Linked DNA regions of Mus musculus: region 1 is linked to region 2. Evidence: chromatin loops called from intact Hi-C (ENCODE). Cell type or tissue: left cerebral cortex. All regions are shown on one strand.

Region 1 (8,000 bases), 170 kb after region 2:
TCAGTGGCTCTGGGAGCTGTCTGCCTCCTTGCTGTGTTATGAGAAAAGCTGGCAGTTCCCGCCCAGTTATGGATCTGAGCATTGGACAAAGAATCTTGAACCAACTCTCACAGCCTTGAGTCTCGGGGGGATGCTCTGGTCCTGGTACACCCAGTAGGTACAGCCTGCTCATTCCTCAGAACCCCCCAAGCTTTGGGGAATAACAGAGGCAGCCCAGTTCTTTCCGTGAAGTCCCCCAGATGGCTCCCTCTGCCAGGCGAGCCAGCTGCCCTGATCAGCCCGGGGCTCTCTTGATGAACAGTGAGTTCAAACGGCTCGAGGCAGCTGGCAAGATGCTAAGTGCAGCATCAATCCTAATTAGGATGAGGGATTAATAAAGAAGGCATTGGAGTCACCATGCAGGCCAGGCTTGCCTGCGCTCAAGTTTCCCTTGGGAAACGGGAAGGTCCAAGCTCCGTGGGTTTCTTGGGATGGGGGTGGGAGGTGGCATCCAGTGGAGCCTGTGAGGCAGAACTCACACAGCTCTGCAGCCCTTGCTCTCTAACTCAGGTGCGGTGGCAGGTAGTGACGTGGGTACATTCTCCAGATGAGAAGTGTAGGTGTTCACGATCTGAGCAACTGCATGCCCAAAAATTATGTTTTTTTTTCAGAAGAAAAGGGGGGTGTCATCGTGGGCCCACCACTTCCTTTGTGAGGCGTTCTTTCCCCCTTAACTATTGATCTCACAACTCTGTCATCTACAAACCGCTCAGAGCTAGCATAAAACTCCAAAGTGCAGAAGCAGTCCTGATCTGGACTCGGAATTGGAGGACAGAGATGGACAGGAGCCCAGGGTCTGGCGGGGACAGTGGGGGGGGGGGTATCACTAAGTCAAACCTCACAATGCCTCCTTTCATATGATTCAAAACGCGTCCAGGAAGGGCTATCTTTCTAAGAGCTGGCCCTCCTGTGGCATCCCACCACACTTAAGTAGCTGAAGGGAGGAGAGGAGGGAAGAATTTCCTCAATTTCCCAGGGGCGGAGTGCACACGAGAAATGGTGACGGAAAGAAAGTCGAAACACTACGCAAGGATTTTTGAGAAATTAAAGCAATGATCGCCAGTTCCCCTGATCTGTCCCCAGTGTCAGAGACCAACCAGCCGATCTGACTACAACCTGGCAGAACCAGACCGCCCCTCCGTAGACACCTGTTAGTTCGAGTTTCCGTTGGGCATGAGGGCGCCAGGAGGGCTAAGAAGCCTAATGCATTTCCGGCGTCGGAGGTTTCTGCCTCGCGCTCCTAGAAGCTGTCCCCACAGTCCAAGGGACTCAATCCCTATCTCTAGATGCATTTCAACCGAAGCACACCTCTCAAGTCTCTGTATACTAGGGGGGTCACAGAGCCCCGCCCTGCCCTAACAGCGACCACGCCCCTCCCAGCCCACTCTTGGTCCGCTGTTGACTCTCCTCTCCCCAGTTTGGTTCCTACGGAGGTCTCTTGCCGACTTCGTGCTGAGGGGCAGTGACCCAGGGCTTGCTGCCTCAGTTACGGGAGACGCGGCGCGGTTCCCCTCTTGTACCCATCGCGCAGAGAGGAGTGAGTCTGTGGTGTCAGGGATCAAGAGAAGGCCGGCCGGCTGGAGCTACCTGGCTCCCCCAGAACCGCTTGGGGCCCAACCTGTACCCCGCCCTTACCCTCTCAGTTGGGGGCTTGGAGTGAGCGCCTAGCTGCCCCGGGGCTCCCCGCCCCCGGCCGGCCCCGCCCCAGGATGGCCAGTTCCCATAGCAATCGCACAGACACCGGTTGCCAAGCAACCCCTCCCCCTCCTCCCGCGTCCGCTTTCCCCCCAACCCTAGACTCCTCCCGCCCCCACGCCAGCCTCCACCTCCCCCAGGGGCGCCGGCGAGGCCCCTGGGGATCGCTCCGCTCTCGGGTTGCGCGCGCGTGCGTGAGTTTCTGTGTGTTTCATTGTGTCTGTGCGCGAGGGGGTGTGCGCGTGCGAGCCGAGAGTTTGTGGGATCGGTGTGTTGGGGAGGTCCCCAGCCTAGAGGGACCCGAGGCTGCTGCGCCCGTGTCCACTCGGGAACCCACCCTCCCAGCTTTAGGTTCTTTGTGTCTCGCGTGGAGCCAGCGCCGCGCCCACCCCTCCCCCGGCCCACTCCCCGGGGCAATGTGTGCGTGTGCATGTGTGCGTGTTATGTGTGTGCGTTGGGGGTAGGGGTCCTACCTTCGATGCAACACACCCGCCACAGTCCCGAATGGGTGAGGTCGCCGCGAGCGCGGCGGGGCGGGGGCCCGTCGTCCATGGTCAGGTTGGTGCCGTTGCAGATGTGCGCGCTGGAGTACAGCCAGTAGTCGGTGCCGATGGCGATGGCCATGAGCGAGAAGGCGGCGAAGGCTCCGGCCGTGGTCAGCAGCATCTGCAGCCCGCGGTCGCATCGCACCATGGTGGGCGCCTCATAGTCCGCCGCCCGCCGGCCCGGCCCGCCGCGCCCGCCCGCCCTCCTCCCTCGGCGCGCGGCTCCGGGGGCTCCAGGGGCTGGGGGGCCGAGGGCCGGGGGGCGGCGCCGCGCTGCGCGCTCCGACCCCGCGCCCCGGGCGTGCCTGCGCTCCGGCTGCGCGGGGCTCAAACTCCGAGGCGCGGCGGCGAGTGAGGGCTGCGCGGGCTACGCGGGCCGCCGGGCGGGCTGGCGGCGGCGGCAGCGGCGGCGGTGGCGGCCGGGGGCTCCTCCCTCTCGGCCCGCCCTCCCCTCCGCTCTTGGCCCGCGCCCTCCGCGCCTCCACCCACCGCCCGCCGCCCGGCGCGCTCTCTCGGCGCCGCCCCTCCGCCTCTGGCCCCGCGCTCGCTCTCCCACGGCCGGGATTTTCCCTCCCCTCTCTCCCCTCCCTGCGCTCACGCGCGCTCTCTTTTCTCTCCCAGGCTTCATTCACATTATCAGAGCGAAGGAAGCCGAGGGAAAGAAAGATTGGTTCCCTGGAAGGACCCCGGGGAAGCTGCGTCTCCAGTCACCTCTCTTTCCAACCCGGGACAGCCAGGATCTCCTTAGTCCCCAGGATTCTGTATCCCATTCTGTGGGATGGAGATTGCGTCCCCTTTCCTTCTTTCCCCACGGCCTTATGGCTGTACCTGGTTATGAAGGTCTAGGCAGGGATGTACTGTGAGACTCCTCGCGTTTCCAAAGGGCCCAGATGTGGGTCACAGACGGGAGACATTCTTTATGGGCCAAGCCAGATGAAGATCACCTCCATTTCAACCGAAGCAAGCCAAGGGGTTCTAGCAGGCACTGGGGAGCTCTGGACTTCTTCGAAGGGGGACTGAGGATGTGACACACTACAGTCACACTTCTGATAGTCCATTGCTGATAGAGGCAGGAACACCAGCAACTACATTGTAGCCTCCAGCTGTTTCTTCTCCCTGTCCTTCTCTGAACCTTTACTTTTTCTCCGGTTGGCTCTTCCTCAGCCTAACCGGCTCTTCCTCACCTCCCCTTAACCTTGTCAGACTCTGCCTCGGGGCCTCTGGCCTCTTCCCTTAATTGCTTTTGGTGCTGGCAGGGTCCCAAGCTGGATACACTCCGAGCTCCTTGGAGCCAGGCTCCTTCCTTGCCACCCAGTTCCCCTCCTCCCCTGCAGGAGGCCTGAAACCCACGGGGGGGGGGGGAACTCAGGCCATTTCTTACACCCTTGTCCCTGTTGCATCCTCGAGGGTTGTTCTGTGGGCTGCTGTTCTGACCCCCTGGGATTGAAAGAGACACATGGAAAGCTGCTGCCCTTGCAATTTTACCTCCCGGGCCACTTTCCCAGCTTTCCTCAGAGAAAATAAATGAATGACCCCAGCCTCAGAGCACTCACTGTTCTTCCTCTCTGGAGAGTGTGAGCTCCCCCCTCGTATATAGCCGTGTGTGGTAGCAATGTGCAAATGTTTGCCCTGGGAAAAATTATCTTTTGCTGGGAGAAGGGAATATAAACAAATAGAAAAAAAAAACCAGAATAATAAAATGTGAGGGCCAGGCTGACTAGCCCAATCAGCGTTGCTGGCCTTTTCCTCTGCCTTTGGGGGGTGTCTGTTCTGCTTTCCAAAGTTTCAAAGGACGAGAGTTATTGCTTTTCTTCCCTTAAAAAAAATCACTGTCATCTAGGGCTGTATTGTCTACCCAGCAGGTGCCTGATATCCGGCTGAATGGACCAGAAGGCATGTGATGGTTTCTCCTGTTTCAGGGCAAGGCTGCTCACCTCTGTCTCCAGGAGCCTCCAAGATGAACTCAAGGTTCTGTGCTCTGAGAGATTTTTGATTTTTGGGGGGGGAGTCAGCCAGTCTTTGTTTCAGAGGTAATCCTTAACAGTGGGCCAACACAAACAAACCTGGTGTCCTGACTGCTGAGGAAATGAGGTGGAACACGCCGCGCCCCGACCCCCTCCCACCCCCCTTCCCACCCCCCCCACCCCCCCACACCTCGCAGCTGGAAGCTCCTCTGTGCTCCTCAGAGTTCCATGAAGCAAGGTGTGAAAACCCACATCCGGGTTAGCCAGGTGCTGGGTTACACAGAAACATCCTCTGGCCTGCACTAGTTAGAGCTTTCTCCTAGGATCTTGGAAGAAACCAATGCAGTAACCTAATTCATCTTCCAGGGGGTGGGTGGGGAGTAGATTTCCCCTCATGCCTTCTTAGGTAACTGTGAGATAATATCCAAGCAAGCAACCCCGAGTCACACAGGAGGTAGGACAGACGTCTTCAGCTCTAGGAAGCAAGTTGGACCAGCTTTTGTACTGTACCCACAGAGGGGCTTGGAGTGTCTTGGAGAGATCTAGAGATGGGACCTGGGCTTAAGATCATTACCACCTTGGTAGTGAACAGCTTGATTTGGACAAGCCATGACTACCTGGGAGGGAGATTCTTCTCTGGTATGCCTTTCAGATTTGCTTTGCAGGTCTCAGCCTTGGACACACATGCGCTGGACAGTTATTTGTGAATTAGTGGCAAATGCCACTTCTCTCTTGGAGACAGAGATTAGGATGCACTCTGGGCACATAGAGGGCATTCTGTGAGTTCTCACTATTGCCCCTCCACACCTCAAAACACCTGGATATGAGTCAAGGTGAAGAGAAGAAGTGGAGAAGCTTGCTGAAGTGGAGAAGCTTGCTGAAGCTTTCACCCTAGGTCAGATTGCAGCTCCGCTCCTGGAGACTGTTGTTATTTCCTGTTCTTTTGAGAGGACCCTGATGGGGGCTTGCTGGTTTGCCTATCTGTTGGTGATCACCCAACCTGCAGCCACACTTGGACCTGAGCTTATGTGGGTGTAGACTGTGGAGTCAAATAAGGACTTGACCGCCGGCAAAGAAGCTGGAGCAAACTCAGGGCTGTCTGAGGCCGTTCATCATGCCTGGGTGAGCACAATTGAAATCTGGAAATTTCTGCTCAGCTAGATTCAAGACTTCTAAATGGCTGAGTTTTGCTGCCTAGGGACCCTAGAGTTTGCAGTGTCCCCTGGGTTGCTTCCAGACCTGGGAGAAGGATGCATCCAACCCTTGCTTGGGAGAAGATTGTGGACTAGCGTTATTCTAGAGAGATAGGGCACTTGGTGTTTCTTCCAGGGAGCCACCTAGGACAAAGTGTATAGTGACTACATATTTTATTGCCACCCTGTATGGCCAAAGAGGTGGGGCGTGAGACCGTCAGTTAAAGCCATTCTCCAAAACCATTTCCCTCCCAATTCCGAGGGGTTCTTTCCTCATTGGTTCTTTCTGGTAATTGCTTCAAATCTTCACTTTCCACAAGCTGTGAAGATGGAACCATCATGAGTGAAATTCTCACAGTCTCAGATCCAAGGATCAGCGAGCGGCCATGCCAGGCAGTTAGCGAGGAGGGAGAGGAATACAGGACTAGGCTGCTCGTGCTCCATAATACGCGTGTCAGAGCACGAATGCCAAGGTAACTGGCCTGGCAGAGCAGGGCTACCTCTGCAGCTGGAGGAGGAGAGGCCCCACCACCCACCAGGGATGCAGACACCGTGGGTGGTGTCTCCGAAAGCCTTTATTAAGGGCTTTGTTTCCCTTTGTCCTCCTGAAAGAAGGACCTTTCCGTGGCAATGTTTTGTGATATCTCATTTCTCTGCTCAAAGGCAGATGGTTGTGCTGATTTCAGGAGGCTTATCTGAGGGGAGATTGGTGAGGGAGCCTGGGCAGCATCCCAGGCACCTAGACAGAAAGAATGATTTTGAGTTTTTATAGGCAAAGGTTAGGGACGAGTCTCAGAATGTCCCAGGGCTTGACTGGGGGTGGAGAAGGCTTAACTACGTGGAGGCTGCTTAGCATCCAGAAGAATGGCCCCCTCCATCAGATTATGCAAAGTTGCAAAAAAAAAAAATGACTTTCTATTCTTCCTTATTTCAGAAGGTTCCTCTGAGGGAAAGCACAGACCAGAAAACACCGCTTGGCTTTGTAGATTCAAGTTTATTCCATTTCATTTGCTTATCTCTGAGATCCCATTTGAGCTGGATACACACAGCTTTCCTATTCAGCTCCAGCTGAATAAGATAGAAGCCTCAGAGGCGGGCCCCTGGCAGTGCAGAGGGAAGGGAGGTGATATTTGGGTGGGTGTCTTTGGGGATCTTTGTGGCCTCCTATAAGTTCACCCGAGAAGGGAGAATGTCTTTATCCGCGTTCTGTAAACAATGTCTATGTGGATAAACATTAACTCTGGAGGCAGGATCTGGACATAGCTCTCTCTAGAGCATAGTCAGGCTCTGGTAATTAACATTGCACTCCACTTCTCAGAGGATGCTGAGGCCACTCTGCTTACTCTGGTCCCTTCTCCACTCCTCCTATACATTTAGATGAAATCAAATTCAAGTCAGTATCAAAGTCACATGGGGTGGATTGTAGGACTTGATTGATTCCCTCCTCTTACTTCAGAGGGGGCAGAGGTTGAGGGCAAGTGCTCAAAGCCACCGGTCTTAGCTCACCTTCCCCTCTTCTCCAGGACCTTCCCTAGGTGCTAGCTGGAGCAGAAAGCAGAAGATCAGCTCTGTAATATAAGAGCCCTTTGGCTCCCCCCCCCCCCCCACGCCAGACAATGCTGGCCTCTGGCTGCTGCTGTCTCCTGGGCATTGTCCGTGGGAGGAGAACCCAGCACATCGCTGTCGGTGTTAAATAGTGAACCAGTGAGCTGTGAGCGAAGCCCGCGTGGGCTCAAAAGGAATCACATCAGGGGCTGCGTTGAGTGAGCTCCCTAGCAAGAGACTGTTCTGGTACCAGCCCCCGCTGATGAGCATATTGATATGAAGGGCCATCTTGGCCAAAGCTTCCAGCCCAGCACGCTGGAGGAGAGATGGTTATTCTGAGAACATTCTTTTCAAAACACTCAACAGGACAAACAGGCCAGAGTTGCCTTTGTCCTCAGCTAGCCTCTGAATCTGAGCTGACTCTTAAAGGTGGAGACAACTCCAAGGAAAAATGGGTAGGCACTGAGAGACAGGAAGCCTTTGAACACCGGGCATGAGCAGCAGGTGGGGAGGGCAGCCGGTGAAGGCACACTCTTCAGCTAACGCGCGTCGTTGGTGCTTTTACAGAGCACAGCTTTAATTCCTAAAATATAACAGCCCTGTGAAGGAGTTGGGAGAGAGGGCAGCGCAAGACTCTGCTGCCAAGTACCAGCTGCAAGTGAAAGGTTGGCTCTGGGGGAAGGTCCGGTCCCTTAGCCTCCTGAACCCTCCCTCCCTTTTCATCCCTGCCCCCCACCAGCTCTCAGCTGCCTGCTGGGAGCTGGAGGTGGGATGCTCTTAGCCCTTTCAGGGCCATCTTGCTGTAGAGTGGGAGGGCTCGCTTTATGCTACAGGCGGCTTTCTGCATCGCCCATGTCTGTAGGCAGAATGCTTGCACTCTCCCCCCCTCCGCCTGCTGTTCCCGCCCACTCGGTCATTGAGAAAGCCCCATGTCTCCCATGCTTCTCCCAGACCCTTTGAGAAAGAGGAAAAGGAAAGTCACCCAACTCAGGCTAAACTGGGGTTCTAGTCATTGCTTT
Region 2 (8,000 bases):
AGCAGGAGCCCTGTGGAGGCTCTGTGTGTGGGCTACTCGAAAATACTCTGTCTGGTTTGATACCTTTTATAAACCTCTGCTTAATCAATCAAGATTTATAAAACTTTGATATTTCTCAACTAGGGAGATACAGATGTTTTTTTCCCTTCCTTTGTGATCTAAGCCTGTCTGGAGACCTTTCAGTAAGTTAGCAGTAGAGACTTAGTTGGTTTTGTATTCTATTTGCTGTGGAGGGAATGGCAGCTTCCTCACTTTGGGAAATAGTTTTCTGCATTTTCGAAATATCACCAGCAAATAGACTACAAAAGTTTGATTTCTTTAGATTAGAATCTAACTCGGGTTAGTTTTGATTTCATGGCAGAACACCTTCCTTTGACTCTGATTTATCTGGAAAGGTTTGGGAGTAAGCGTTGGTTATTGTCGATGCTGTGCACTCAGGGCGAGTTAGTGTCGTGAAGCCGACACCGCTGAGATGTGTGTTTAAAACAGCAGGTTTGTATTTTCTACAGACAGTGGGACGAGCAGTTGGATCCTCGGCTAAATGCAAAGCAGAAAGAAGCTGTTCTGGCCATCACCACTCCACTCTCCATCCAGCTGCCGCCTGTCCTCATCATTGGACCCTACGGGACGGGCAAAACCTTCACTCTGGCTCAGGCGGCCAAGCACATACTGCAGCAGCAGGAGACCAGGTGAGCCGAGGGAGGCATGCCCTGTCTCTTCACCAGGCAGAGCCTCTCTCCTTGCTTTAGAGAGAGAATGAGGGCAGTGAGACAGTTTTCATCCTCTTCCTAGCCTCAAAGCGATGAAGTTTGTATTCTCTTAGAACATGCTGTTGTAAAAGTTGGCAGGCAGTGTAAACTGGGCATAACGGCTTGTGCCTTTAATCCCAGCACTTGGGAGGCAGAGCCAGCTGGATCTCTGAGCTCAAGGCTAGCCTGGTCTATAGTGGGCAGCCAGGGCTACACAGAGAAACCCTGACTCAAAAACACCCCCTTCCCCCCCACCCCCCACTCCCCAAATAACAAGAACAAGTTGACAGTGTAGACACGGTAGTTTGACATAGCTGTTATACATTATGGGTATATTAAAAGTCTAAGGGCTGGGTTTAAAAATCCTTACTATGGACTGTGGATAGATTTAAAGATTATTTGGGGGAGCTACTCTTTAGCTTAGAGTAACATAACTCCCAAAGGCACCATGGGTCCTGTTGAATGTGAGCGGGGCGCGGGAAATGGACGTGTAAGATGGCCACTGCTCTCTTGGTGTTGAACTGCCTGACTAGCTTCTGTTGTGTCATTCTTTTTATTTGCACCATTTATTTCAGCAGGATTCTCATTTGCACCCATTCTAATAGTGCTGCTGACCTCTACATAAAGGATTATTTACATCCATATGTAGAAGCAGGCAATCCCCAGGCAAGACCTCTCAGGTATTTCTAAGGCTTATTATGTATCTGTATTGTACTGTGTTGTTCTTAAGAAAAGGTGTCTGTAAAGATGGCGGGGCTCTGGGAGCATCAACTCTGCATTGGCATTTGGAGGTTATGTCATTGGAAAAAAATCTTTTAAATTAAGGCAAAAAATGTAAAAATTGTGTACCATTTCTGAAACATTATGTATACAGAAAGACATCTTTTTTTAAGTTTCTCATGTAAAACTGTTGTTATGGTTGGAGTAGATTTTGGTATGTACATCTAAAAGATAGCATAAGAAAAGTGGTTAAAGAAAATTGATTAGCTTAAATCAAATTGAGTTTGATTAAAATTCTGGCACATTGTGTACAGCAGAGTAGTCATGTGATGACAGCTCTTAATGGGAGTGAAATGTTAACTGTGGTTGTTTGCGGAAGCCGCACGTTAGAGAAGCATGACGCATGGAAACGATCTCTGCGGCACTCCGAGGACGGGTTCCAGGCTTCTTGCTGCCACGTACAAGACAGGGTTTCAAAGGACATTTTAGGTTCGGTGACTGTGAACACAAAATGCACTTATATACAGATTATGGGAAAATAAAAATCTTTTCCTTCAGAAAACACTGCAGAATCATATTATACCACTTACTTTTGTTATGTGAAATAATGTTTAGTTTTGCCATGTTATAAACTAATATATCATGGCCTATTGTACAAATGATTATTGATTATTGCTTTTTTTTATTAGGTATTTTCCTCATTTACGTTTCCAATGCTATCCCAAAAGTCCCCCATACCCTCCCCCCCAGCCCCCTACCCACCCACTCCCACTTTTTGGCCCTGGCGTTCCCCTGTACTGGGGCATATAAAGTTTGCAAGTCCAATGGGCCTCTCTTTCCAGTGATGGCCGACTAGGCCATCTTTTGATACATATGCAGCTAGAGACAAGAGCTCCGGGGTACTGGTTAGTTCAAAATGTTGTTCCACCTATAGGGTTGCAGTTCCCTTTAGCTCCTTGGGTATTTTCTCTAGCTTAATTATTGCTTAAAAATTAGTTTCTAGCTATACTTTGATCCATAATTTATTAACCTCTCACTTCTACTTGAGCCCAGGCATGGAAATAAGAAGTTATGCTATTCAGTTCTTCAATTCCTGGGACCACAGCCCCCTTTGAAAGTGTTTAGAGCAGTGGTGTAGCATGTTAACACAGACACCCATACTGTGTTGTCCTCTCGCTCTAGGACACAGCAGAAACCACCACAGTAGAAGATCCTGTTGCATGTAATAATAAAAGACCGTGCTTACTGTTCTCTGAGTGAAGATTTTACTGAAGGATGCAGTGACAGAAGGCTAAGGCCTCTAACCTCTGACCTCACAGAGGACAAGGAGGAGCTTTCGTTTTACCCTGCCTGTTCTCCCTAGTAGTATTTATTGGTAGATCAGGTGCGCTCGAGCATGGGTGTGTCTGTGCGTGTATGTGAATGTGTGTGTTGTGTGTGTGTGTGTGTTCATGTATGTGAGTGTGCATGTTGTATATGAAATGTGGTGGTCTCGGATGTCAAGGTGCTCCTGGCTTAGAAACAGTTGAGGGAAGCCCTTATGGACATAGCATGGGGTGTTTGATGTTTAAGAGTGTAGACTCTGTTAATTCTCTAGGTATTTCCATGTGGAATCATTTTGGGCTTTGAGGATCCACCATGATGCATCTGCATATATGTAATAGTAACTGATTTTCCAGTCGAGTGTAGTCAGACTGGCCCAAGTGCAGAAACCTGCCCCACCCGCAGCAGAGATTTCATTTCTTCTTGACTCTAAGAGTTGTTGAACCCAAGGTAGAAAAATAATTTATTTCCCAATGCAAGGCTCAGGCTATTTCATGCAGTACACAGGAGAACGGGGAAATGCCTAGCGCCCCGAGAGTTTGCTTTATGCAGCCCTGCACATCCACTGTGGCCTTCTCTCCGGGAAAGGTGCTACCCTGAAGCAGAGGCTGAGCGGTCGTCTTGAGTGTTTAGGCCTCACTCTAGCATTAGCTCAGGTTAACTGATAGTTTTCCTACTCAGTAATAACTGCGAGAGATTTGAGAGACAGAGAGGACAAGAATGAATCACTGCTCTGGAAGACCAGCTTTGTCTGAGGGTTTTGGAACCTCACAGCCTGTCTCTGCTAGGCAAGGGCTTGCTGCACCCCTCGCCAGGCAGGAAATCAGCTTTACTGGAATTCCAGAGACAGAACACAAGAGGGCACCAGATGTCCGCAGATGACTGAGAAGGAACACAGGCCTGTTGCTACGGAGCAAGGCTGACCACAGACTGGCTTCTTCCCTGCACTCTGGTATAGATGTGGCCCTGGGAGATAGTTGGAGCAGCCATTGAGTAACAATAGTAGTGAATAGGGCAGGCCCACTTGTTAGGGTTAAAAATCATGCAATTTCTTGTACTTGCCAATTGAGCTGAACCTAAAATATATGGCGTTTTTTGACATTTTAGGTTTGAGTTTCAGTTTTTATTTTATTTAGAATTGGGAGATTTGTACCCCTGTGCCTATACTACACATACACGCAAACCTCCTCTGTCCCCACATGCACAAACAAAAAGAAATAGAATTGAGTTGTTTTTGTAAGGCACATAAAAAGCTGGATGGGGGCCACAGGTGGCTGTGGTCTGCACTTGTGATGCCAGGCAGATGGACTATTGCCAATCTGACTGAGGCCAGCCTTGACTGGGTGAGGAGTTAGCAAGAGCTACAGTGAAAGTTTGTCTCGAAGTTATAAAACAGACAAATGAAAAGAAGGCAAAGCAAGGAGAAGAAGGAGGAGGAAAGCAGTTTTCTTTTTGTTAGTGGCTCTGAGGATAAGGTGTTCCGAGCAGTGCACGGGGCCGGCCATGCCGAGGAAGCCACCGCTGCTCCGCCAGTGAACAGCAGCTGCCGTTTGGGTAGTCTTTAAAGAAAAATTTGCTTAAAAAAAAGGGGGGGGTCATCAGTTCATTTGTAGTTGCTTATTGTATATGAATTTGTTACATGTATAAGACCCCAGTGAATTAAAATTATATATACTAGACCATATTTAAGGATTAGTTTAAGTCATGGAAATATGTAAATATTTTGTTTTGAGGAAATATGTAAATATGCTGTCACATGTATATTTATGTATGTCTTCTTTCCCCCCTGTGGTGCTGGGAACCCAGGGCTCTGAGCGTATTATATAAGCTTTACCCTGAGTTATATTTATATTCTCAGTTGTATATTTTGGATAATGAACTTAAAAGCATCATTTGCCACTGTTAATACTCTGATTTGAAAACGGCTACATTTGTTTTATTTCTTTCTCCACTTTTGTAAACACTACTGCCATTCGTGCAGTTTCCAAAGCCAGAGGCAGCCCTCAGGAGGGAGGGACAGTGGTCCAGTAGGGCGGATTGTTCTCTAGCCACTGTGTAGTGAGTTTGAGGCCAGCCTGGCTCAGACTCTGTTTCAAAACAAAACCAAATCATCCATTGCCTTAATCTTTACCACTAGTTCATTTATGAGTATATCTAGTTGCATTCTGTTAACATATCTAGTGAATCCAGTTTGTATATTTCTGCTGCTTCCCAAGCCACCCTCATCTCCTGTCTACCCTGGCACTAACCTGACATTGCTCCCTGCTGCTTCTGCTCCCTGCAGTCCCCTCTCCATCCCCGTCCCTCAGGACCGGGTTAGAATCTCCATGTATGAGATGATGAGGGTCCGTCATGAGCTCCTCTTTCCGTGTTCATGTCTGTTGGCACTGTGCAGACCCATTGACGTTGGCCACAGGGGTAGCCAGCACATGCCGGAAACCCTGCCCCCATCTGTTAAGTGTGCCGCCCTTAAACTCTGCCTAAGTAATTTCTGCCCAGAGATCAGAGAATTTAGTGACATGAGTCATTACAGCTGCCCTGTCCACTTGATGGCTTTTTATCAAACCCAAAGCAAAGCCAAGGCTGCTGTGGTTGCTCCCGAGCCCTGTGCACTCTGCCTGTGTGCTATAACATAGTCAGCAGCCAGTAGGTCTGTCATGTAGGTGGATGGGGATGGTGGAGGCTGGATGTATGGGTTGTAGCTGTCCATCAGAGTAGTCTATAGCTGAGGCCTGTTCATATTTTCTACTGTAGTTACTTGAAAAGATGACATGTCTTAAGATTTGCATTTAGAGTTTTTGATAAAGTTTATTCAAAAATTTACCTTCAGATTCCAGAAGCCAAGGCAGAGGCCTTTTAAATAATAATTTTAAGAACTTTTCTGAAGTAAAATTATTACAAACTGTTCTAAAGTAAAAATATTCTAAGCATGTAATTCCATGGTTTGTAGTAGCATAAATAATTAAAATCAGAGTCAAATACATTTTAGTAAGACTGTAATTGAAAAAGGTAATTTAAGAATGGAAGGTTTCAAACTTAATTTAAAACCATTGCTCATAAAACATATATTTGTGTGCTAATTCTGTTGCAAGATTAATCTGAATACTTAAAAAGTTAGGTATGTGGTGGCACCTATACTTAATGTTGAAATCTTGTAAAAATATGTGCCAGGGAAGGTCATCACGGGCGTATCGTGGCAGCTTTCTACTACAGCCTTAAACTCTGAGAGGGTTGGAATGATTATGGATGGGATTCATTTGTTAATTTTTGGCACTGTGCTCTTAAATGACAGTGTAGTGTTTTCATCTTCAGCGACTATGAACACTCTAACAGGAGGTGCCGTCTTCTCTCTAGGGTGTATTTCCGGAATCGCTGGGTGAAGACTGTCCACCCAGTCGTGCATCAGTACTGCTTGATCTCGAGCACACAGTCCACCTTTCAGATGCCCCAGAAGGAAGATATTCTTAAACATCGAGTGGTGGTGGTCACACTGAGCACTTCCCAGTACCTCTGCCAGCTGGACCTGGAACCTGGTATGCCCACTTGCCACAGGTGGCTGTCTCCCAGTGACAGGTTCCTGTGGGCCACATCTGGCCAGGTCTCTTTCATCGGAATGCAGCTTCCTGTGTCCTTTTATTAACTGGTTTCTTGTCTGCGGCTGCTTTTATGATGCAGGATCTTCTGCAGGGACAGAAGCTCTTTGGCCCTTGACTGAAAAACATTTGCCATTTCACCTGTTCTCTAGTTGGTATCTGTTCACTAGTGATCAGTTCAAATTTGGACAGTTGTGTGTGTGTGTGTGTGTGTGTGTGTGTGTGTGTGTGTGTGTGATTTTGTTGAGGTTTTTGCTAAGTTGCTTTTGAATCTTGTTTTTTTTTTTAAAGATTTATTTATTACATATAAGTACACTGTAGCTGTCTTCAGACACACCAGAAGAGGGCGTCAGATCTCGTTACAGATGGTTGTGAGCCACCATGTGGTTGCTGGGATTTGAACTCTGGACCTTCAGAAGAGCAGTCGGATGCTCTTACCCACTGAGCCATCTCACCAGCCCCCGCTTTTGAATCTTGTAATGTAGAAATAGCAATTATGGCACTTGATTAAGGTTCCTTATTTTTAAGGATTTATTTGTGTGTGTCTGTCTGTCTATGTGTCTTCATGCACACTTGAGCTAGAATGTGCCTGTCTACATGCACAAGTGAGTGTGCAAGTGTGTGTGTGGGGCGCGTGTGCATATGCCTGTGTCTGTGTGTCTCCATGCACAGATGACTCCATGCACACACACATGTGTGTGCCTGTGGAAGCCAGAGAGCCCTTTAGGTGCCTCTCCTGTCACTCTCTGACTATTCCTTTGAGGCAGAATCTTCCGTGTATCTGAGGTCATATTTTCTTGGCTAGGCTGGAAGCCAGTGAGCCCTAGTGATTTCCCTGGGCCTACAGGTATAGGTGGGATGCCCTGCTCATTGTGTGGGTGCTGCAACATGCTGTTAACAGAACTTAACATCATGCAGCAAGCACTCTTACATGCTAGGACTATGTAAAAATCACTCTTCATTTATTTAAACTTTTTATTTTTGTGGTTTTGAGATAGGGTCTTACTTTATAATTATAACTTATGCTTGCATTGAGCTTGCTATTAGCCCAGACTGGCCTTAAGCTCACACTCTTCCGAGTGCTGGGCTTCCCAGCGTGTGAGCCAGCATGCCCAGCTCAGTCTGATTTATATGAGCACACAGATGTAAGCTGGTGAGTTGAGTATGGTAGAACCTGAGCATGAGAAGACCGTCGAATGTCTTTAGCATGCTCTTCAGCAGGGCTGGCCCTGCTCTTCCTGTAATTGCCAACTGCTCATGACTTTCCCATCTCCTGTTGGAATTGCCTTTAAAGCCACTGACACGCTCTACTGCAGGTCTGAGTCCTGGAAGGCACAGGCCAGTCCCTGGCACCTGGCCCAGGGCATAGACACCTGGAGCACCCTCCCCACCCCCACCCAATTTAAGATAAAAGGTTACATTTATCTTAAATGAAGGTATTGGCAGCTAACTTTTTCTTTTCCTTATTGAGGCCAGGTTTAATGGTAAAAAGACTTTGGAATTGATAAGGGTGGTGACTAGCCTGGGTACAAAGGAAGGCCCCCATTGGATGAGACTTTCTCTGCCTGCCTGTAGCTCTTGGTTGGCCGTGAGGCAATCCAAGGATGTGTTTCAG

The links. Hi-C counts contacts between places; a loop is a spot of excess contacts. Peaks named below come from ENCODE experiments on the same cell type or tissue, not always from the same donor. Only the 100,000 strongest peaks of a DNase experiment are listed, where the experiment ranks them.
Region 1: a loop joins it to region 2, with 2.5 times the contacts of the local background. A loop is called at or near these places in 2 of 42 quality-filtered maps.

Annotation. Positions count from the first base shown.
Region 1 is chr11:107,792,038-107,800,037 of GRCm38, forward strand. Cacng4 (calcium channel, voltage-dependent, gamma subunit 4) reads right to left here and starts at 2,669. Exons shown (of 4, transcript NM_019431.4): 1 at 2,208-2,669. The coding sequence starts at 2,427. It overlaps Gm11650 (predicted gene 11650), which reads left to right and starts at 1,835. Exons shown (of 2, transcript NR_165828.1): 1 at 1,835-1,928; 2 at 2,901-3,816. In left cerebral cortex, a CTCF peak has its summit at 3,814; DNase peaks (open chromatin) are centred at 291, 1,889, 2,289, 2,848 and 2 more places; H3K4me3 peaks cover 1,983 bases.
Region 2 is chr11:107,626,026-107,634,025 of GRCm38, forward strand. Helz (helicase with zinc finger domain) reads left to right here. Exons shown (of 33, transcript NM_001368755.1): 16 at 510-689; 17 at 1,328-1,429; 18 at 6,147-6,325. Among named protein-coding and RNA genes, the nearest start is that of Mir6932, 7.7 kb to the right of the region's middle. In left cerebral cortex, a CTCF peak has its summit at 3,649 (motif pointing right); a DNase peak (open chromatin) is centred at 3,654.